Linked DNA regions of Homo sapiens: all the other regions are linked to region 2. Evidence: chromatin loops called from intact Hi-C (ENCODE). Cell type or tissue: Calu3. All regions are shown on one strand.

Region 1 (8,000 bases), 370 kb before region 2:
TTTTGAGAACTGTCTATTCATGTCCTTTGCCCACTTTTTAAGGGGATTATTTGTTTTTTTTCTTGTTGATTAGTTTGAATTCCTTGTAGACTCTGGATATTAATGCTTTGTCAGATGCATAGTTTGTGAATATTTTCTCCCACTCTGTGGGTTGTCTGTTTATTCTGCTGATTATTTCTTTTGCTGTGTGGAAGCATTTTAGTTTAATTAAGTCCTATTTATTTATTTATTTATTTATTTATTTTGCATTTGCTTTTGGGTTCTTGGTCATGAAGTCTTTTCCTAAGCCAATGTCTAGAAGAGTTTTTCTGGTGTTATCTTCTAGAATTTTTAAGGTTTCAAGTCTTAGATTTAAGTCTTTGATCCATCTTGAGTTGATCTTTGTCTAAGGTGAGAGATGAGGATTCAGTTTCATTCTTCTATATGTGTCTTGCCAATTATCCCACCACCATTTATTGAAGAGGGTGTCCTTTCCCCACTTTGTGTTTTTGTGTGGTTTGTTGAAGATCAGTTGGCTGTAAGTATTTGAGTTTATTTCTGGGTTCTCTATTCTGTTCCATTGGTCTTCATGCCTTTTTTTTATACCAGTACCATACTGCTTCGGTAGCTATAGCCTTGTAGTATAGTTTGAAGTCTATCACATAACCTAATGTGATGCCTCCAAATTTGTTCTTTTTGCTTAGTCTTGCTTTGGCTATGCAGGCTCTTTTTTCATTCAATATTAATTTTAGGATTTTTTTCTAGTTCTTTGAAAATGATAGTGATATTTTGATGGGAATTACATTGAATCTGTAGATTGCCTTTGGCATTATGGTTATTTTCACAATAATTCTACCCATTCAGGAACATGGGATGTGTTTCCATTACTTTGCGTCTTCTATGATTTCTTTCAGCAGTGTATTGTAGTTTTCCTTGTAGAGATCTCTGACCTCCTTGGTTAAGTATATTCCTGAATATTTTATTTCATTTTATTTTATTTTATTTGCAGTTGTAATAAAGATTGAGTTCTTTATTTTATTCTCAGCTTGGTTGTTGTTGGTGTAGAAGTGCTACTGATTTGTGTACACTGATTTTGTGTCTTGAAACTTTACTGAATTCATTTATCAGATCTAGGAGCTTTTTAGATGAGTCTTTAGCATTTTCTAGGTATATGATCATATCTGAGAGCAGTGACAGTGTGACTTTCTCTTTTCCAATTTGGATGCCCTTTATTTCTTTCTCTTGCCTGATTGCTCTGGCTAGGATTTCCAGTACTACATTGAATATAAGTGGCAAAAGTGAGCATCCTTGTTTTTTCCAGTTCTCACGGGGATTGCTTTCAGCTTTTCCCTGTTCCGTATGATGTTGGCTATGGGTTTGTCATAGATGGCTTTTATTACTTTGAGATATACTTCTTCTGTGCCAGTTTTGCTGAGGATTTTAATCATAAAGGGATGCTGGATTTTGTCAAATGCTTTTTCTGCTTCTGTAGAGATGATTATATAATTTTTGCTTTTAATTCTGTTTATGTAATATACCACATTAATTGACTTGTGTATTTTAAACCATCCCTGGACCCCTGGTATGAAATCCACTTGCTCATGTTGTATTATCTTTTTGATATGCTGTTGGATTTGGTTAGCTAGTATTTTGTTCAGGATTTTTGCATCTATGTTCATCAGGGATATTGGTTTGTAGTTTTGTTGTTGTTGTTGTTGTTATGTTCTTTCCTGATTTTGGTATTTGGGTGATACTGGCTTCATAGAATGATTTAGGGAGGATTCCCTCTGTTTCTATCTTTTAGAATAGTTTCAGTAGGATTGGTAGCAATTCTTCTTTAAATGTCTAATAGGATTCAGCTGTGAATCCATTTGGTCCTGGACATTTTTTTGTTGGCAATTTTTTTTATTGGTTTCAATCCCTCTACTTATTCTTTATTTGTTCAGTTTCTACTTCTTCATGATTTAATTTAATCTAGGAGGGATGTGTATTTCCAGCAAGTTATCCATCTCCTCTAGATTTTCTACTTTGTACACATAAAGATGTTCATAATAATCTTGAATGATCTTTTGTATTTCTGTGGTATTGGTTGTATTATCTTCCGTTTCATTTTGAATTGAGCTTATTTGGATCTTCTCCCTTCTTGGTTAATCTCGCTAACAGTCTATCAGTTTTATTTATCCTTTCAAAGAACTAGTTTTTGTTTCATTTATCTTTTGTATTTTTTTGTTTCAATTTCATTTAGTTCTGCTCTGATCTTTGTTATTTCTTTTCTTCTGCTGAGTTTGGGTTTGATTTGTTCTTGTTTCTTTAGTTCCTTGAGGTGTGACCTTAGATTGTCTATTTGTGCTCTTTCAGACTTTTTGATATAGGCATTTAATGCCCTGGGCTTTCGCCTTAGCACCTGTAGATTTTGCTGTAGATTTTGATTTGAGGTTTTGATAAGTTGTGTCACTATTATTATTCAGTTCAAAAAATTTTCTAATTTTCATATTGATTTCATTGTTGACTCAAAGATCATTCAAGAGCAGATTATTTAATTTCCATGTGTTTGTATAGTTTTGAGGTTTCTTTTGGAGTTAATTTCCAGTTTTATTTCATGGTGGCTTGAGAAGATACTTGATATAATTTCGGTTTTCTTAAATTTATTGAGACTTGTTTTGTGGCCTATTGTAAGTGCCCCACTGATATCGTGTTGCTGTCTATCTCATTTCTTGGGTCTAGTAGTAATTGTTTTATAAATTGGGGAGCTCCAGTGTTAGGTGCATATATATTTAAAATGGTGATGTTTTCTGGTTGGACTAATCCTTTTATCATGATATAATGTCCCTCTGTCTTTTTAAACTATTGTTGCTTTAAAGTTTGTTTTGTCTGATATAAGAATAGCTACTCCTCCTCATTTTTGGTTTCTATTTGCATGGAATATATTTTTCCAACCCTTTACCTTGAGTTTATATAAGTCCTTATGTATTAGGTGAGTCTCTTGAAGACAGCAGATGCTTGGTTGGTGGATTTTTATCCATTCTGCCATACTGTATCTTTTAAGTGGTGCATTTATGCCATTTACATTCAATGTTAGTATTGAGATGTGAGTTACTGGTCTGTTCCTCATGGTAGTTGTTGCCTGAATATCTTATTTTTTTCTATTGTATTATTGTCTTATAGGACCTGTGAGATTTATGCTTTAAGGAGGTTCTATTTTGGTGTATTTCATGGTTTTGTTTCAAAATGTAGAACTCCTTTTAGGATTTCTTGTAGTGCTGGTTTTATAGTGGTAAATTGATATGGTTTGGCTGTGTTCCCATCTAAATCTCAACTTGAATGGTATCTCCCCAAATTCCCACATTTTGTGGGAGGGAACCAGGGGGAGGTAATTGAATCATGGGGGCCAGTCTTTCTCATGTTATTCTTGTGATAGTGAATAAGTCTCATAAGATCTGATGGGCTTATCAGGTGTTTCTGCTTTTACTTCTTCCTCATTTTCTCTTGCCATCGCCATGTAAGAAGATCCTTTCACCTCCCGCCATGATTCTGAGGCCTCCCCAGCCATGTGGAACTGTAGGTCCAATTAAACCTTTTTCTGTTCCCAGTTTCGGGTATGTCTTTATCAGCAGTGTGAAAATGAACTAATAGAAAAATTATCTCAGCATTTGTTTGTCTGGAAAAGACTTTATCTCTCCCTCATTTATGAAGCTTAGTTTTGCTGGACACATAATGCTTGGCTGACAATTATTTTGTTTAAGGAGGCTAAAGGTTAAGATCTCACTGCCTTCTGGCTTGTAAAGTTTCTTCTGAGAAATCAGCTGTTAATCTGATACGTTTTCCTTTATAGGTTGTTTTTGTCTCACAGCTGTTAAGATTCTTTCCTTCACCTTGACTTTACATAACCTGATGACTACGTGGCTAGGTGATGAACTTTTTGTGATAAATTTACCAGGAGTCCTTTGAGCTTCTTGTATTTGGATAGCTAGATCTTTAGCAAGGCTAGGGAAGTTTTCCTCAATTATTCCCTCAAATAAGTTTCCCAGACTTTTAGATTTCTATTCCTTCTCAGAAACAACAATTATTCTTAGGTTTGGTCATTTAACATAATTGCAGATTTCTTGGAGGTTTTGTTTAATTTTTAAAATTCTTTTTAAAAAAATTTTTTGATTGGGTTAATTTGAAAGCCTTGACTGTGAGCTTTGAAGTTCTTTCTTTTACTTGTTCTAGTCTATTGTTGAAATTTTTCACTGCATTTTGTATTTCCCTAAGTTTGTTTTTCATTTCTAGAAGTTGTAATTGTTTTTTCTTTATATCAATTTCTCTGGAGCATTTTTCACCCATATCCTGTATTGTTCTTAAAGTTTCTTTAAGTTGTTTTTCACCTTTCTTTGGTATCTCCTTTGGTAGCTTAATAATCAACCTTTTTTTTTTTTTCTCTGAATTCTTTTTCTGGCAATTCAGAGTTTTCTTCTTGGTTTGGATCCATTGCTGGAGAGCTAGTGTGATCTTTGGGGGTGTTACAGAACACTGTTTTGTCATATTATCAGAATTACTTTTCTGGTTCTTTCTCATTTGAGTAGACTATTTCTTCAAATTCTTCTTGAATTTATTTTTGATTGAATTTTGTTTTTTTAAATTTAAATTTCTTTTTTTCCCTCTTAAGATCAGACTTTAAAGTTCATTTTAGCCTAATTTGATTCTCGGTGTCAGTATGTGTGAAGACTCTGTATGAGATCCTTTGTTATAGACAGTCTTTGTGCCTTGGCATTCCCCAATGGTGATGGTAATAGTTATATTCTTAGTGTGTGAATGAGTTCATTGTCTCCTATGGAGTTGGATGGCAGGGATCTCATGAAGCTTATCTCATTCTCTTGTGGTGTACACTTTATTTATTTAATTTGTCCCCAATGTTTTGTTTACTGAGTTGATGATTCAGCTTCAGGCCAATAGGGGAAGTATCCCTGGGCAGGCACAAGTTGTGGCTAAGGCAGGTGTGTAGATGCAATCCTAATGCTGGGCTGAGGTCCTAGCCTTGATGAGGGTGCCTGGAGGGGCTCTCAATTAGAAATACTGGGGTTTTATCAGGGTGAAGAGTGGGAGCTACCTCAGCTCCCCTGCCAGGTCATCAGGAAAGCTATTCACCTCACAGCCTCACTCTTCTCTTAGTGTTTCAGCTATTTAGATCAGAGAGGAACCTCTGTTTATCTATATGAATGTTGATATTTCAAGTAGGGAGGAATTGTGACTTTGCCTCTACTGCAGGCCTGAATCTGGGGTGTGCTCCTCCTGTGGGGCTGCACTCACCCTGGATTGTTCTAGAAAGGCTGTCTATAGGTGTCTCCATGCTGCATTCCTATGAAGGAAGCTCCAGCTGTGTCTATGCGGGAGTGATAGGGGATACAAGGATCCCTTCCCCAAGGTCCTTCATGATCACAGAGGCTGCCTGCCTGTTGAAGTATAGGTACAGATATTCCCTACTGCGCCCAACACTGCAATTTTGGTTCTGCTGTGAGAAACGTCCCACTGGCTGAAGGATCTGGAACACAAGACCTGCTGTTCAAATTCTTTTGTCCTGTTGGATGATCACTTGATGTGGTGCTCTCCCACTTCCCCTAGGGATGGGGCTTCCTGAGAGCTAGACTGGAGTGATTGTTATTGCTCTTCTGGGTCTAGCCTCCCAGTGGGGCTACCAGGCTCTGGGCTGGTGCTGGGGAATGTCTGCAAAGAGTCCTGTGATGTGATCGGTCTTCAGGTCTCCCAGCTGTAGATACCAGCACCTGCTCTTGTGGAGGTGACAGCGGACTGAAGTAAACTCTGAGAATCCTTGGTCATAGGTTTAATATACTGGCTTTCTTGAATGCTGGTTATGCTAGCAGCGAAGTTGTCATGTGGACAGACTCAGGACCTCTGGTTAGCCAGGATGTTTCAGACAGTTGCATTAGCTGTTGTTTTCTCCTTCCTGGGAGCAGTGTTATTCTGTCATAAGTTGCTGTAATGGCCTAAATTGGTTAGCCTCCTGCCAGGAGGTGGCACTTTCAAGAGAGCACCAGCTGTGGTATTAGCAGTGGAATTTAAGGTTGTCCTAAATTGGCCAGTGGAAGTATTCTGGTTTCTCAGGGGATGGGCAGGGCCATTAACCTCCCAAGAGTATATGTCTTTTGTGTTCAGCTACTGGGGTAGGTAGAGAAATACCATCATGTGGGGATAGGGTTACATGGGCCTGAGCTCAGACTCTCCTTAGGCTGGGCTTGCTGCAGCCACTGTGGGGGATGGGGAGTGGTTCTCAGGCCAATGGGGTTATGTTACATAGGGGATTATGGCTGCCTCTACTGTGCAGTATAGTTCACCAGAGAAGTGGGGGGATAGCTGGTAGTGAAAGGCCTCACCCAGCTCCAATGCAGTTGGTGAAGCTGGTCTCACTCCTGCAGTGCCTGCTAACAGCATCAAGTTTAGATTCAGGAAGCCTGAGCACAGAAGTCAGACCTGTCCCACCATAAACTTCTTGACCAAGAAAGCAAGCACAGCATTCAGGCCATGCCCCTGTCTGTCTGCCCACAACATTGGCAGCTTCTGTGCTCATATCTGGAGCGGTTCCCGTTTGCTCCCTGGATTCTGCTCAAGGAAGTTTGTGCCTACTCGAAATTATCACAAAATTCAGTTGAATGCTTCTTTCATCCTGTGACCCCTCCCTAATTCTGCTGGCTACCTTCCCTGTGGGCCTCTGTGAGATATAGTGAGGGATGGCTTCCCTGGGCTCAAGCTGGAGACTGACAGTACCTATAAGGCTCTTCCCACTGCTGTTTCTACTTTTGTATTTCACATAGCTTTCTAAATTTTTTCTAGCTCTAGGTAAGGTTAAATTCTTCTCCTGTGATTTGGATTTTCAGATTCCTCAGTGGAGAATATGTGTTCAGAGGCAAACTTTTCCTCCTCTCACACTTCAGGGACTCACAGTTTTTTGTTTGTCTTGTGAAGTTTGCAGTGGCATGCTATTCCTTTCAAAGGATCTGTGAATTCTTTTGATTTTCCTGGTCCATTCCTGCAGTGGTTCTTGGAAGAAAAGTTCACAATGAGAGCCTCTACACTCTGTTCTGTCCGTCCAAATGGGAGATGCACAGTAGCCCTGCCTCCTATCCACCATCTTGCTCCTGGCATATTATGGTTTTTAATTAAATTGTACTATCTTTTTCTCTCATAAATAGAAATAAAAATAGCTTATTTGTACAGAATCAAACATATCAAGAATTCATAATTTAACTAACTTTATGGATGTACCAAGTTATCTTAGACTTCCAAAATCTCAATTTTCTTATTTTTATAATGAGTATAATAATGTATCTCTCACAACGTTGTTGGAAAACTTAAATAATAAATGGGAAAGAAGCTAGCAGTATGTATATGACTTACTTATAGTAGACATAAAGGGATGTTAATCATTTTCCCAGGTTTGATGTGTTAATTAATTAAAAACTGATTACAATATTTTGGACCAGGTGCTGTGACTGGAAGTTACTGAAGGAGGTAAGTAAACATAATTTATATTTTTGGTCATTTAATTGTATTGCCAATATCTTTTAGTTGGATAGTGGTGGTAAGCACTCTATTTCACTTTTCTCTCCCTTTCTTATAAAGGGGGTTTAATTAAAGCATTATTGTATTTGCCTTTTTATTTTTATTTTTTTTGAGACAGAGTGTTGCTCTGTCACCCAGGCTGGAGTGCAATGGTGTGATCTCAGCTTACGACAAGTTCCGCCCTCCAGGATCACGCCATTCTCCTGCCTCGGCCTCCTGAATAGCTGGGACTACTGGCGCCCACCAACATCCCTGGCTAATTTTGTTTTTGTATTTTTAGTACAGACGGTGTTTCACTGTGTTAGCCAGGATGGTTTCAGTCTCCTGACCTTGTGATCCACCTGCCTTGGCCTCCCAAAGTACTGGGATTACAAGCGTGAGCCACCACACCCAGCTGTATTTGCCTTTTATAGATCCTCTTTGGTGAAATGTCTCTTCATGTCTTTTGCCATTTTCTTTTTGAA
Region 2 (8,000 bases):
GATATACTAGTGGCTTGATGTTCAATCCACCTTTCGTCTACAATCTTACGGCCTCAAGCAGATAATGCCATATTGCCATAGTGTGACTCATGTGCAAACTAGTGTTTTCTTTGATTGAACTTTTAGTGTGAGAGGTTACCGATATTCAGTGCTCAGAGCAAAATCCAAAAAGAAGCTGAAAAGACATGGGAAAAAAATAGGTCCCACAAAACAAGACATTTTCTATTGGTCTGTGCTTCACACATATTCTTACAGCAAAGACTTGCTCAGGAGCTGAATTGTCATTTCATCAGGAAAGAGTTTTATTAGTCAAGAAAGCACCCAGGCTGGTCAATAGAAATATACTGTGAGTTGACTGGTATTTTGGCCTGTGTCTAAATTTCACACTCAAGGCAGCTATGGAAGGGAGCATGAGAGTCTCTGATTCAGATGAAACAGTCAGAGAACATTAAACCTGCTTTAATTTTTGTGAAAGTTTTGCAACCCTCCAGAGGTAGATTACATTAATAGGTAATCTACATTAATAGGTTAATGCTTAACCATTTCCCCACCTGTATGTTTATAGATCTCCTTTCTCTTCCTAGAGTGTTGTGAGATGAATGGTTGGGAAAGAGAAATATGATCACATTGCTCTTATTTAAAATCATTCAACACATCCCTGTGGGTTTCAGCATAACATCTGAAGTCTTTAGAATAGAGTACAAAACTCATCATGTACCCCACATTCTCCTTTCCTGCCTTGCCTTTAATGAGTTTGTGAGTACCTACTATGTGCCTGGAACTGGGCTCCTTGCCAGGTTAAAAAGGAATACGGACCTACTGGATTGTTCCCCCCCCCCGCTTTTTTTTTTTTTGTTTTTTTGACAGAGTCTCGCTCTGTTGCCCAGGCTGGAGTGCAGTGGTGTGATCTCAGCTCACTTCAACCTCCGCCTCCTGGGTTCAAGCAATTGTCATGCCTCAGCCTCCCGAGTAGTTGGAATTACAGGCATGCAACACCACGCCCAGCTGGTTTTTGTAATTTTAGTAGAGATGGGTTTCACCATGTTGGCCATGCTGGTCTCAAACTCCTGGCCTCAAGCAATCTGCCTGCTTCAGCCTCCCAAAGTGCTGGGATTACAGGCGTGAGCCACCATGCCTGGCCTGTTCCCCCCTACTTCTCAGACCTAATCTAAAGCACATTTAATGGGCTCATTTGCCTTTTTCCATAATAATTTTTATGCCTGCCTCTCCCCATTGCCCTCTGTTTTTTACTTGATTTATCCCTACTCATTATTAAAAATTCACCCAAGGCCCAGCTCGCCTGTTCCCCTCTGGGACCCACAGGCTGTATGCACACACTCTGCATTTCCAAAAAACATTGTTTTCTTCCTTGCATTTAGCTTCTAAGTTACATGCTTTTCTCTGAGAGGAAAGTCTGTGTTTTCGTCTTTATCCTCAGTAACTTGCACAATGCCTAGCTCATAGTTGGTGTTTAATAAATGTTACTTCGCCTCTTCGGTTTTCTTAGAGGTCATCCCTTTCTGAATCAAATCTTACTTTTCGGATGGTTACTTTGATGATGTGGATTTTATTCATTTCTTTGGCAAATATTTCTTGGAAATCTACTGTGTTAGTCCTTATATAGACATATTTCACACCTGATTTCTTCAGCAACAATGGTGTTGAAGAAATGGAAACTCAGCTGTGATGTTGCTAGTCTTACCCTTCCTATGTGCCAGGAATGCTTCTCAAACTAAGGCGTATCTGACTCCAAATGCTCTTTTTTTTATGCCACGTTTTTTTCCTTTAGGGTAAAGTATAATTTTAGGTACATCTTATATAGAAAGTAAAAATATACTACAGTTTAAATTCTATCATAATTAACTCCTTAAGACCTCTAAGTTCACTTGCCATTTGATCATTACAAGCACACTGTTAGAAATCTATTTAACTGTCAGGATCTGAACATCAGAGAGGAGGCACTTAGGGCTTTATTTTTTGTTTTTCTCTTTGTTAATAAATTATCAGATGAAAAACAAAATAATATTTTGTTCCCAATAGAGGAAAGAGAAGTTCAATGCAAGTGACGCTCTTACTCCTTCCCCAAGCTTGTGGGTTGAATGTACTTACGCTGGTTGGTTTAGGGAGTTGTTGCAAGTTTCTCTCTTCAGTCACGTCTTTAAGGGGCCTGCAGGGAATAATTTTTCCCCCGTTTCCTCTCTTTGTTATAAATCTTATATAAAATGAGGAGTTTACTTGACACTGTACATGTTGTGGAAACAAAGATGGATGAATGGGGGCTGAGGCCAGTGGAGAAAAGAATTAAGCAAGAGTTGATGTTTACCAGTATTTGCATAGCAGATTAAAGATGCCTGAAAATTATTTGACCTTCCTCCCATAGAGAAATGAGATTGATTTTTCCTTCCCTTGAATTTGGGTGGACTTTGTATTTGCTTTGGTATAATACAGTGGAAGGGAAACATGCTTATTTCCAGGCCCAGGCTTTAATATATCGGCAATTGCTACTTTCAGTTTCTTGGGACTCTCACTCTAGGAGCCCTGATCTTCCATGTGAGAAGCAAAACATGGTGACCACATAAAGAGCGCCTGTGGCTATGTGGAGGGGAAAAGGGCCCACTGAGTCTGGTCGTCCAGCTCTCCTTGCAAGCTGCCCGGCTTACGCATTCCCTTCCTCTGCTCACCCCGCAACCCGCACTAGCCCAGCCGCCACCTGAATACCATTGAGTGACTGCAATTGATGTTACAGTCTTTTGCGAAGATAAGAATCTCTCAGATGAGTCTTTTCTGAATTCTTAACCTCTATTAAGCCACTGAAGTTTGGTGCAGTTTGTTAACAGTGATAGATAAGCAGAAATGTTTGTACCTAGTCATCAATTAACAATTACTTTAACTTATTCCACATCTACTGAGGAAATCACTGAAGCTAGTTGGATATATCATATCTTCCTTCATTTTGATGATGGTGTCACCAGAATATATATGTTAACTAGAAGGGAAGATATGGATTATTTGTGTGTGCATATATTTTTTAATCTTTCTAACTGATGGCAATCATAATATTTATTTAACACATTATATTTTTTCACACCACATTTACAACTATTATTTCTAAATCTTTCTACCATCAGTCTAGTAAGGTCATTTGTCAAGTCTGAATTATGCCATCTTGCAGATGCTGAAACTGAGGCATAGAGGTTAGGTTAACTCCCTAGGATCACATAGCTAAGGTTTTCACAGCACACTGGGTAAAAAAAATGTTATTCAGAAATTAAATTAATGTTAAGATGGTTATCTGTTTAATGCTTGTCACATCAACTAAACTTTAAGCTCCAGGAGGTCAGAGAACTTGTCTGTCTTCTTTAACACTTGAAGCGTAGAGCCTAGCCCAGTGCAGCCCGAGAAAACACTCACTTGGTATTAGTTGAATGAATAAATACATAAAGAATGCTGGGGCTCTGACTAAAACCTAGGTTTCCTCATTCAGAGGTTGAGTTTCTTTTAGTCACACTCCTGAGTTATGAGACAGGGTATGAGTCACTTGGGAATTTCAGTTAGAAGGCACAGGCACCAATCATGCCCTCCCCTTCCCCTGTTCCCTTTCCATCAAAGCATATCTTTGTGTGAGAAATAATGTTTTTGAAAAATCTTCCTAGTCATTCTGATATACCTCCTGTTGAGAACTAAAACACAATACTACCATTCTTTCTCTTAATCACATGTTATTCTATGTAAAAGAAGTGCTATGAGAAAATGCAATCATGTATGCTTACAAATTCTGAGAACATTAAAGTTAAAAGAAGGAAAAATAAGAGACAAAACAATGCCAGAAAAATGCACTAAAATGCAATTAACAATAATTTTTTTGTATGTGCTTAGTGAGTGTTTATCATATTGATTTTCAATTTTCAGTATTTTGATCATTTTTTTGGAGACAGTAGTTTTATAATTAAAAAGAAAATACCCCCAAAGCCCAGTACTCTGCCTTAATGATTAAATGAATGGAAGATGGAAAGCAAAGGGAGAATCTGAGTTAACCAGTCATCAATGACATGGGAAGACAATTCACTAGGAGGTATTCAGCACCTCTGAGCTAGTGGGGACTGTATCTCCAGTAAGGGTAGGTATGTAAGTTGCTTTCACTGATGCTTTTCTAAATGCTTCTGAACTCTGAAAGGCCCTTGAACTAAATGTCAGTTCCTATGAATTAATGTTGGTCTTCAGTACCTACCAGCAGGTCAGCACACTGGCAGAGAAAAAATAAAAAACAAAACAACAAAACAACAACAACAACAACAAAACAAACAAAATACTGCTTCTCAGGATTCCCAGCACAGTGAGAACAACTGGCCAATACATTTAGGAAAAAAATGCTACAAACCTTGTATTGTTCGCTACCCCAAATTCATAGATAGGCTCTTGGATGTGAGTGTCTGAAATGCTGTGTCCCATAGTTAACGGTTCATCAGTCAGGATTAGGGTAAAGGAATATTGATACTTTAAGGTAATTAGAATAACGTTTCTCTTTTGTTTCGGACAAACATAAGCTTTTTCTTTCTGTAGTCAGAACTGTCCTCTCAAATAAGAAGGAAAGAAAATATGAAGAGAGGTAGAGTAAGGAAGGAGGTAGAAAAGAGAGAGAAGGCCGGGCGCAGTGGCTCATGCCTGTGATCCCAGAACTTTTGAGAGGCAGAGGCAGGTGGATCACCTGAGGTCAGGAGTTTGAGACCAGCCTGGCCAACATGGTGAAACTCCGTCTCTACTAAAAATACAAAAATTAGCCGGGCATGGTGGTGTATGCCTGTAATCCAAGCTACCCAGGAGACTGAGGCAGGAGAATTGCTGGAAACCGGGAGGCAGAGGCTGCAGTGAGCCGAGATCACACCACTGCACTCCAGCCTGGGCGACAGAGCAAAACTCTGTCTCAAAAAAAAAAAAAAAAAAAAAAAGGAGAAAGGAGGGAGAGAGGGCAAGAGGAAGAGAGAGAGAAGGAGGGAGGGGAAGAGAGAGATAGAGAGAGGGAGAGAGAGACCTTAGCTCTGGAAAAATAGTTTTCTGGGAATACATATGTATATATTCACATACCTCAGTGAAAATATTAATGAATTAGAGTTATGTGAAAAATAAGGTGCTTTAAGAAGATTGACTAGCTCTAGTACTCATTGTCAATTGACTTTCAATTGATGGTACCTCATATACCAAATACCAAATTAGAAGATAACACCAGAAGTTGCCACATGGGTCGTCTCAGCTATAACTGAGGAAGAAGATAGAAAACTCACAGCATCCTAGGGGATGTCTGTAAACGTATAAATGGTGTCTTACACATTTCAGTTATCCTAACAGAAGGGCCACTCTTCCAGAGAAGGTGGACTGAAATTCACAAGGATGGCTCCTAGACACCAAGAGAAAGTTTAAAGATATCCCATATAATCTCCTTATTAGGTTTGGGAAGTGTGCAACTTTCAAAGATGTTATTTTTCATATCAAACTTAACTGTTACAAATATTTGGGGAACCATAAATATTAGGATTAAAAACATTCAAAAGCTCTTCTTTCAAAGACAAATCCTATTCACATTTTGGACTGTATCCTATTTTTTGTTATATTTAACAGAAATTAATCTTGTTAAAGCAACATTCCATAAAAAAAACTTACCTGTTTTGTCCCACTGTTCTTGTTTTCACGGATGCAACATGTTCTTGTTCTTGTTTTCACGGATCCCATTTTGGTCCAGCAAGAAAGTAACTTTCTAAACTAACATGAAAGGCTACTTTAACGTGGACTTTAAAAACAGCAAATGAATTTATTGCAAATAACTGAACACAGACCCGGGGATGATTCCATGTATGAACAGATCCCATATTATTATGAAGATTACATTGGTACAACACACCTTATATACTTTGAAGAATACATAAAAGAGTCTGCTATAAACTTTTAGTTCTCACTACCTAAAAACAGATAGAAATAACTCATGACCTGTCTCTAAGAAAGTAATCACTGTTACAACTCATCCTGAATTCCTTCAAATTTTACTGAACCTCCTTGATATGCTTCCCATCATTTGTTTATCATGCTGGTTTATGCTGTGATGTTAACTTTTTTCCTCTTTCTTTCTTTCTTTCCTTCCTTCCTTCCTTCCTTCCTTCCTTCCTTCCTTCCTTCTTTCTTTCTCTTTCTTTTTCTTTCTTTCTTTCTTGTTTTTCTTTTCCCCTTCCCTCCTTCCCTCCTTCCCTCCTTCCTTCCTTCCTTCCTTCCTTCCTTCCTCCCTTCCTTCCATCCTCCCTTCCTTCCTTAATGGAGTCTCACTCTGTCGCTCTGGCTGGAGTGCAGTGGTGCGATCTCGGCTCACTGCAACCTCTGCCTCACGGGTTCAAGTGATTCTCTTGCCTTAGTCTCCCAAGTAGCTAAGATTACAGGCACGTACCACCACACCTGGCTAATTTTTGTATTTTCAGCAGAGACAGGGTTTCACCCTGTTGACCAGGCTGATCTCAAACTCCTGACCTTAAGTTATCTGCCCACCTCTGCCTTCCAAAGTGCTGGGATTACAGATGTGAGCCACCATGCCCAGCCAATGTTTATTAGAAATAATATTTTAAGGTTTTATTCTTAGTCATTGAACACTGTATAATTGAAGTTTACTCAAATAAGTCTCTATTCAATTAATTAAAGTGCACTCCCTTGACTACATTTTCTAGGATGCTGTACTGCCTAAGAATGCCTGCTTATCCACTTAATTCTATAGCCGTCTTCTAACCTCAGGGCTCCCTGCCTTTCGCCATTTTATTTTCTTCTCAATTAGTATTTTGTGTGTGCGTGCAGCAGGGGCAAAAGGGAACATTTTAGATATTTTATGTCAGGAGAAATAATTTCCTCTTTAGGATTTGAGGTATTTGAAAAATGGGTCATGTTTTTTGTTTAATCTAGTGTCCCACCCCACTCCACTCCCTCTCTGTCTGCAGCAGCTCTGTAAAGTGATATTGCCTGATTTTGAATATAACATAATTTCTTAAAGATTGCTTTTAATTTTTAACATAATAGTAATTATGGCCATATAACATATTTTTATTCTTCCTCTTTCCACTTATTTTTTGTACCCTAAACACTTTTATACTTTCCATAAACTTAAAATCATTATTTTTAATTGTTTTTGAACCAAAGGTATATTATATTCATTTTTATTATGTCATAAAATTAATATAAGTCTAGTAAGGCTAATTTCAAATAGAAGTAAAAAACAAAGTTTCACAACTCATCTTCTTTATGATATATGAACAATATATATGTGTGTGTTTATATATATACATATACATATAAATATAAAATACAAAGCAATATGTTTATATATATACACATATGTATATATTATATATGCACATATATTTATTATATATTTTATTATATATTATATATACACACATATAAACACATGTATATAAATATTATATACACATTTATATTATATACACATTACATTATATTATACATTATAATATATATTATATACACATTATATATTTATATATATAAATATATATAAAAACATATTGCTTTGTATTTTGGCATTTGCTTTCTGAAGTGGGAATTCTAGATGCAAGTGCGTGGACAACAAGGTTTTCTAGGTCTTAGATTCTATATAGATGCAATCATACTTCAGCAATGTTTGTCCAGCTAGCTGTCCCACATTACCTATATGATGATTATATGGGTAATATTATTTTTGTCTATTATTTAAAGCTTTTTAAAAGATAAGTTTTTCTTACAACAAAATTAATAACAGTGTTTTGTGAGGTTTAAGCCATATGAAGAAGTAAAATGTATGACATTAGTCCTAAAGCAAGGAGATGGAAGAATACTCTCATTAGTTTGTTATATTGGATCTGAAATGGTATTATATCCCTTGGAGATAGGCTGTTACATACAAGTAAAAGATGTAAATTATATATCTGAAAGCAAGCACTAAAATAACACAAAAGTTATAACTAATAACCCAATAA
Region 3 (8,000 bases), 120 kb before region 2:
TTTTTTTTCTTTCCAGTGTTAGGATAGACAACCTTATTTCCTTCCCACAAATGGCAATTCTTTAGATTACTGGAGGGGGGACAGCTTGTCTGTTTTCTAATTTCAAAAACGAATAATTCCTTTAAAAGCTTCAGATTTTGGTGCTTTTGTCATCTTGCTACAGGGCTCTGGACCCTTGGCCAGTGGCCAGCTTTAGAAATGGTCATTTAGGAAGCAAGTCTTCCCCAGAGAATGCATGTGCTGAGTTGCTCTCATGTTTGCTGGTGGACAGTTGGTCCCGTGTCCCCAACACCACAAAGGCTTTCATGGACAGAGTCCTTCATGGGTAAGAGAAAAAGCTGGGACACATTTTTAAAAAACTTTTAGTACATGTAAAAGTGATGTTCTTTATAAGAAAAATGTTCTTTATTCATTTTGGAAAAAAAGTAGAGTCCAAATTTACCAAAGTATAAACACTGAGAGACAAAAGCTGTGGAGATATAAAAAACAGAAAAACAGGCACTTTGCTTCATGCATATATCAACAAATTTTAAAAATCAAAGACAAACTAAAATTGTCAGTAGGGGTCCTACAGGCAAAAAAGACATCATCTAAAAAAGAAGTCTTAAGGAGGGAGTGAAAAAGTAAAGATGGACGAGAACAGTGTAAGTAAATGCTGTATATCTTCCTTTAGGTTTTGAGCACCTTTTGGATTAATGCCAGAAGAAATCCTTCAAAAGTAAGTGGGTGTGTATGGTCAGGCCTGGCTTATGGGCTTCCCTGCCTTTATAGAAATCATGTCAATTAGTTTCAGCTTCATGAAACATTAGTCATAAAGGTGTGAAAGCAGTGGTCTAATTGAACCACAGGTAGCTTAATGACTCATTTTAAACACTTTACTCTCACTTTCTCAAGAAAATAGGAGGCACAATGAAATAAATTGCTAGGCTAAAGCCAAGTATCAAGAATCCTGATATTCAACATAGTTAACCCATAGGGTGGATGTAGAATCTGCAGCAAAGGCCCAGATCAGGAGCTAAGACTCAGATAGGACTGGATAGATTAGAGAAATCAACCATCTGGGCCAGAGACTTCAATATTGTGAAATAAATAATTGGCCTTTACAGCTAATGTAGAGACCAGTGCCTACTTGGAATTCTGACAAAGAGAATAAAGTAATTAAAACCAGATTGACCTCTATAGTTTGTCCTGAGCAGAATCTAACAAAATCCAGCTTCTTTTGTTTACCTGCTCTATCTCCCATGTTGAGTAAGAATATTGTGGTCAAGATGGAAGTGGGTAGTAGGATCTAGCCTGAAGCGGAGAGTGGAGCAGGAAATGTGGGATGTAAGGATAAGCAGAATTTGCTGAATGCTTTTCAGGAGGATGAAAGAGTACATCAGACAATAATATATAGTCTTTGTTAGCTTTTCTTTTTATACAATGTTATAGACTTCAAAGAGATTCTATATTCCAAATCTTCACAAGATTTCTCACAAGAATATTTATGTGAAGCAAGGTACATACAATAAAATTGAGACTCAAGAGATTAAGTTACATGCTCAAAGTCAACTGAATAATAAATAGCACAGCCTGGATAGACTCCAACCCAGAGCATCCTGAGTGATTTTTCCCAGGAATCTTTTCATTTTTATGTCTATTTAATTCTGATGTCCCATTCATATGGAGACATATGATATGGACTTCCGTTTGCTACCATATAAATAAAGAGCAATATGAAGATGGGATAAGGGAATGTCCAGAATGCCAGAGTCAAACTAGCATCAATAGTGGCAATTATCCAAATGACTGGGGAGAACACCAGGATCTTAGAAATGGTATTTTAGATGTTACCAAGCAAGGCCATCTAAAGTAAGCCTTCAAAGAGTTCCAGAAGCAAAGAAAACAGATGAAAAGGCATGAAAACATGAACACTCTAATAACAGTTAAAGTAAATGGGATTGCTCTTGCCAAGACCTATGAACTATATCTGATTGTAGAGAAAAATAAAACAGCGGGTGAGGTGGTGCATCCATTCTGCAGATATATCTTTCAATAGGGAAGGCAGTTATAAACGAGGTGACTCTCTCTTGATTTCCATGATTTTAATTTTGTGACATAATGTGTATTCATTTATATTTTCTATTGAGTATGAGTCCATACACAATTAATGGTTAAATTTTTGAAAATATAAAGATTTTTACTGATAAAATTTATCATTCAAGGTTGGGATGCATATACTTTTCGCAGTAAAAGAGCAACAAATTTGTTAGAAAGTAGTTTTAATTGGTATCCTTTAAAAGAACCTTGTAGGATCGTGTTACTTCACATATAGGAGAATATTTCTCTAGCTTGTGGCTTCAGTGATACATTTTTTATGGACTGGTTGCCAGTGATTCTCGCCCATGAAATGTATAGAGAAGTCTGTTGACACTTCTTATCCTCTCTCTCTTTTACCTGATTTGAAGCAAAAATAGTCATTTTGGAATTAAGAGGAAAAGGACAAGTGAACTTTTGACTTAATCTTAACATTGTTGAGCTCCTGAGCTAATGAAAGCAACAAGTTCTTACTTTCAGATTTTGCATTCTGTGACTAAACAAAAAAGACTCCCTCTATTTTTTAAATTACTTTTTAAAAATACCTAATCAGATATTTTATTAATTGAAACCAAAGGCATTTCTAACTGTACCCTAACTTCCTGTCTTGTTTTCTCTTTCAGCTTTGTGTCAGTCTTTCTGTTGTGGAGATTTTTTTTTTTTCAGTCTTTTTGTCTGCCTAGCATTTGCATCCCCTTTCTACGTGAGATTAATCTTGGTGGGAGAAAGAGCAAACTTTAAACTTTAGAAACATTAACTATATAAACTATAAAAACTAAAAATACCAGATACGTTCTCAGCCTGATTTGAAGCAAGGGTTTGGGCAAATACTTCGGGCTCTCTATATTGGATGCACTCATACCAGTTTTTGAGTAGGAAGTTAGTGACACCAAAAAACACGGGAAGTGACTCATTCTCTGATAAAGGAAGTGGTTACAGCACAATTGTGTTCCTGATAGATCAGTGACAACATTATCTAGGACACTCAGTGTTCTAGTTTTGTGGGGGCAGAAGTAGTTTCCTCATCAGCCCAGTTTTGCAGCCTCAATTGGGGCATTGTTCAAGATTCATTGTTCTGAGCAAGATGGTTCCGCTCTCCTGGTGATTCAGAGAGCTACCTATTAGTTTTTAAAATAAACTCTTTTTTATCCTCCCATTTATTCAGTCATGATTGATTTCTTATTTTGCTTGCAAATAAGGACCTTGCTTGATGTATTGTCTATCTCTTAGGCCAAAAGAATAGAGGCCAGAGAAGAGGAGCCAGGCTGGTAGAAACATCTCGCCTTTTCTGCTTGGGTATGCTGTCACCTTTTACAAATGAATAAGCATGTTAATAAGCTGACAAGAGAAAGAGAGAGGAAGAAAACACGTAAAAAAATAAAAATAGGCCAGGCGCTGTGGCTCATGCCTGTAATCTCAGCACTTTGGGAGGCTGAGGTGGGCGGATCACAAGGTCAGGAATTCGAGACCAGCCTGGACAATATGGCGAAACCCCGTCTCAATTAAAAATACCAAAAAAAATTAGCTGGGTGTGGTGGCGGGCGCCTGTAGTCCCAGATACTCAGGAGGCTGAGGCAGGAGAATCGTTTGAACCCAGGAGGTGGAGGTTGCAGTGAGTCAAGATCACGCCACTGCACTCCAGCCTGTGCAACAGAGATAGACTGTCAAAAAAAAAAATTCACGGCATTTATGGCTTTAAGGATCTGTGTAAAAAACTACTGGTAACACTTCAGGGTATCTTTAATGATATCAATTGATATGTCTCTATCATTCATTCATATATCCTTCATTCAGTAGGTAGCCAGACTCTGTGCTTCTTGGTCTCAAGGATGTTTTGAGTTTGAAAAAACTGAAGTTTTACTTCCAACCTAGGTTTTCATTTTCTAAGTCTATACTTTTTGATAAAGTTGTGCTAGACGCCCTTGAAAGAGAGGAGAGAGAGAATGCCTCCTACATGAAATAAAAGAAAAGGGATTACTTTTACTCACAGTGAAGAGTTTCCTTACACCCAGTTTCCTTACTCCTAGATCTGGAGATCTGTGATATCTCCAGATAGGAGTGCAAGGACACAGAACCACTGTAGGGATTCCTCAAAGGCCACAGCAGGACCCTGCTAACTATCAGTGCTGTGTGGAGGAAGCAAGACTTCAGGAGGAATGTTGGTGGGTTTCAGGCTCGCCAAAGTTTGCTCCATCCTCAGTGTGGTGCACAGAAGCATCGGTCAGGAAGAAGGCTGGATTTGGAGGGACCCTGTGGAACAGACTCCAGTGTCTAGGTAGTAAACATTGGACAGATGGCCAATGACCCAGGAGCCACCCTATGTCATTGTGCTACTAAGACCTTCACATACTTCATTACCCTGGTAGTAGAGGGTCCTCAAGAATTGCTGAGATAGATATTTGACTATCTTGGCAAGAAGTGGACAAGAAGTAAGTATTAAGTACATTTATAGAAAATAAAGAAATGCATTATTATATTAGTTTGTTAGAGCTGTTGTAACAAAGTATGTGGACCCTATGGGTTAAACAACAGATATTTATTTTCTCAAAAATATGGTGGCTAGAAGTCCAAGTCAAGTTGTCAGTAGGATGATTTCTCCTGAGGCCTTTCTTGTCTTGTCTTCTCCCTGTGTGTTTACTGTGTGTGCATGGTCTTTGTGTGTGTGTGTATGTGTCCTAATCTCCATGTTTTAATAAGTACACCACTCATATTGGATTAGGGCTCCCCCTATGACCTAATTTTTCCTAAATTACCTTTTTAAAGACCCTATCTCTATATACTGTCACACTCTCAGGTACTGTAGTTTAGAACTTTAGCATATAAATTTTGCGGGACACAATTTATTCCATAACAATTATATTTTGCCCAACTGAGTTTGAGATTGTGTTCAAGTTTTCTCTATTATGATGTTACAAATTATTGTTACTAATAATATAAATAATAATAGCAAATAGGTATTAGGCACTTTTAAAAAACATTTTAGGTGATAACTCATTTAATCCCTGCAATAGTCTAACATAAGAGATATATTGTTCACATTTTATTAATCAGAAAGCTGAGGCATAAGATTTCTGTAACATTTGTAAACACTAGGCTGCACTGTATCCCAATAAAAGTAATACAGTAATTACTAAGCATGGAAGGTATGGCATAATTGATCCTCCAGTTGGATCAGAGAAGGGATTTTTGCTCACTATGACCTTTCTCATTTTGTTCTTGATTCCTGAAGGTTCTGTCCTATCATTTAACATGGGTAGCTGTATTAGTCAGGGTTCTCTAGAAGGACAGAACTAATAGAATACATGTATATATAAAGGGGAGTTTATTAAGGAGTGTTGACTCACAGGATGACAAGGTGAGGTCCCACAATAGGCCATCTGGAAGCTGAGGAGCAAGGAAGCCAGTCCAAGTCCCAAAGCTGAAGAACTTGAGGTCCAATGTTCGAGGGCAAGAAGCATCCATCACAGGATAAAGACATAGGCTGGGAGGATAAGCCAGTCTAGGCTTTATTTATTTATTTATTTATTTATTTATTTATTTATTTATTTTTACATTCTTCTGCCTGCTTTTATTCTGGCCGCAGTGGCAGCTGATTAGATAGATTGTGCCCACCAGGATTGAGGATGGGTCTCCTTTCCCAGTCCACTGACTCAAATGTTAATTTCCTTCAGCAACACCCTCATAGATATACCCACAACGACACTTTGCATCCTTCAATCCAATGAAGTTTACACTCAATATTAATCATCACAGTAGCCATTAGTAATGCTAAAATTGGCTGGCTAGGAATTAGAGGTGAGATAAAACTCTTGAAATTATCTTTTTTTTTTTTTTTGTGACAGAGTCTTGCTCTGTCACCCAGGCTGGAGTGCGATGGTGCAATCTTGGCTCACTGAAACCTCTGCCTCCCGGGTTCAGGCGATTCTTCTGCCTCAGCCTCCCAAGTAGCTGGGACTACAGGCACATGCCACCATGCCTGGCTAATTTTTGCATTTTTGGTAGAGACGAGGTTTCACCATACTGGCCAGGCTGGTCTCGAGCTCCTGACCTTGTGATCCGCCTGCCTCAGCCTCCCAAAGTGCTGGCATTACAGACATGAGCCACTGCGCCCGGCCAAAATTATCTTCTTTTTTATCGTGGGGTACAGATATTTGGGTCTCTGGTTTCTATGTTATAGATAAAATCATAGTATAGAAATGCTACGAGTCTACAGCCTTATTATTATTTTTTTAATTTAATGGGCCTAGATTTGGCTCTGCAATAAAAAGTATTCCCAAACCTCAGTCAGTAAGGGTGCAATCTCCCTTCTGTAGTGGCATTTAAAGTCTTATTTTTCAGTCTTAGGGTCCATCCTCGTTGTTCAGTTTGTTTGGTTGTTTTTTTTTTTTTTTGTACTCTTCAGGTTTTGAGTGACTTTATTGGGAATTATGTGAGTCAGGGTCTACAAGATATTGATCTAGGACTTATTTCCTTTCTCTAATCATTTCAGGTCAAAGCTCCATTCCACTCTCTGGCTTCTGTGGAGGAAGGGCTGAACTGTGCCTAGTTATTTTGAGGTTTGGGACAAACCAAAGAATTGAGCATAGTGGTGAATCGTTTTGAAATGAGAGACCTAGCCAAGGATATGTTCACTTAGTAAGAGGTCACATCTTCTGCAAAATAAAAAAATCAATCAAATCTCTCTCAGTAAAATTGGTTGTTATGTGAAGGCACTGTAAAGCATAAATAATATGCAAATTGTATTTATTGTTGCTATTATTATTCTACTTCTGTGGTGTAACAATAGTAGCACCTTATGTTTACATACTAGTCACTTTATAAAAACTGGGACTAAAAATCAAGAACTACAGTTGACCTTTGAAGAATATAGGTTTGCACTGCATGGGTTTACCTATAATCAGATTTTTTAAAAAAATAAATACAATTGGGCTTCTATATTGGCTGATTTGCCACCCACAACCAAACACACGCATTGAAAATACAGTGTTAGCAGGATGTGAAACCTGCATATATGGAGGGCCAGAGGGGCGACTTTTCGTTTCTGCAGGTTCTACAGGGTTGACTGCCGGACTTGAATATGCACCAGCTTTGGTGTTTGTGGGCAGTCCTGGAACCAATACCCCACAGATACCAAGGGATGACAATATTTATTTTGAAATAATAATATAAAAACATTTAACACAATGATTATAGCAATTCATCTTAATCCTGGCTTCGTAGTAGAATTGCTAGGAGGCTTCTACATAGTCATGTCTGACTCTATCAAGATTAATTACATCAGTAGCCCTTGAGGTAAGGCCTGAGTATTACTAGTTTTTGAAACTTCCCAGGTGATTCTAACATAAATCAAGGATTGAGAATCAGTGAGCTATAGGAAGAGCTATCAGGCTTAGTCAGCTACCAGCTGCATATAAGTAAAACTCCTGAGTAAGAGTGGATTAAATAAAATAAATATTTTTTCTCTTACTTAAAAGAAATCTTGAGGGAGACACCGCAGGGCTGGTGTGGTGGCTCTGTGCTACTATTAGGAACCCATGCCCATGCCACCTCTTTCTCAGCATGTGACTTCCATTCACAAGATCACCTTGTAGCAAGATTTTTATGTATTTAACCATTATTTATTGGGCACCTACCCTATCATTGGAACTGTTCTAGGTTCTAATTGCATTTTAGATAGAGTGGCCACAAAATACCTTGCTGAAAAGGTGATGTTTGAGTAAAAAACTAAAGGAGGTTAAGGAGCAAGCCATGCGGATATCTGCAGTTAAGTCTTCCAAACAGAGCAAAGAAACATAAGTCCCTAAGGTAGGAATGGGCCTGCTGTATTTGCAGAAAAGCAAAGAAGCCAATGTGGCTAGCACTAAATGAGTACAGTGTTACGCAGAAGGGACATGAGACAGATGGGAGAGGGGGACATACTGAGT

What was found. Hi-C counts contacts between places; a loop is a spot of excess contacts. Peaks named below come from ENCODE experiments on the same cell type or tissue, not always from the same donor. Only the 100,000 strongest peaks of a DNase experiment are listed, where the experiment ranks them.
Region 1: a loop joins it to region 2, with 2.3 times the contacts of the local background. A loop is called at or near these places in 2 of 110 quality-filtered maps.
Region 3: a loop joins it to region 2, with 7 times the contacts of the local background. A loop is called at or near these places in 2 of 110 quality-filtered maps.

The regions. Positions count from the first base shown.
Region 1 is chr3:109,554,775-109,562,774 of GRCh38, forward strand. No RefSeq gene overlaps it. Among named protein-coding and RNA genes, the nearest start is that of MIR4445, 44 kb to the right of the region's middle. In Calu3, no CTCF peak of the experiment used is centred here; a DNase peak (open chromatin) is centred at 4,927.
Region 2 is chr3:109,923,872-109,931,871 of GRCh38, forward strand. No RefSeq gene overlaps it. Among named protein-coding and RNA genes, the nearest start is that of MIR4445, 330 kb to the left of the region's middle. RefSeq lists an enhancer at 2,664-3,863. In Calu3, no CTCF peak of the experiment used is centred here; a DNase peak (open chromatin) is centred at 3,480.
Region 3 is chr3:109,804,109-109,812,108 of GRCh38, forward strand. All of the region lies in intron 2 of LOC124906267 (a long non-coding RNA gene), which reads left to right. Among named protein-coding and RNA genes, the nearest start is that of MIR4445, 210 kb to the left of the region's middle. RefSeq lists an enhancer at 2,693-3,892. In Calu3, no CTCF peak of the experiment used is centred here; a DNase peak (open chromatin) is centred at 3,063.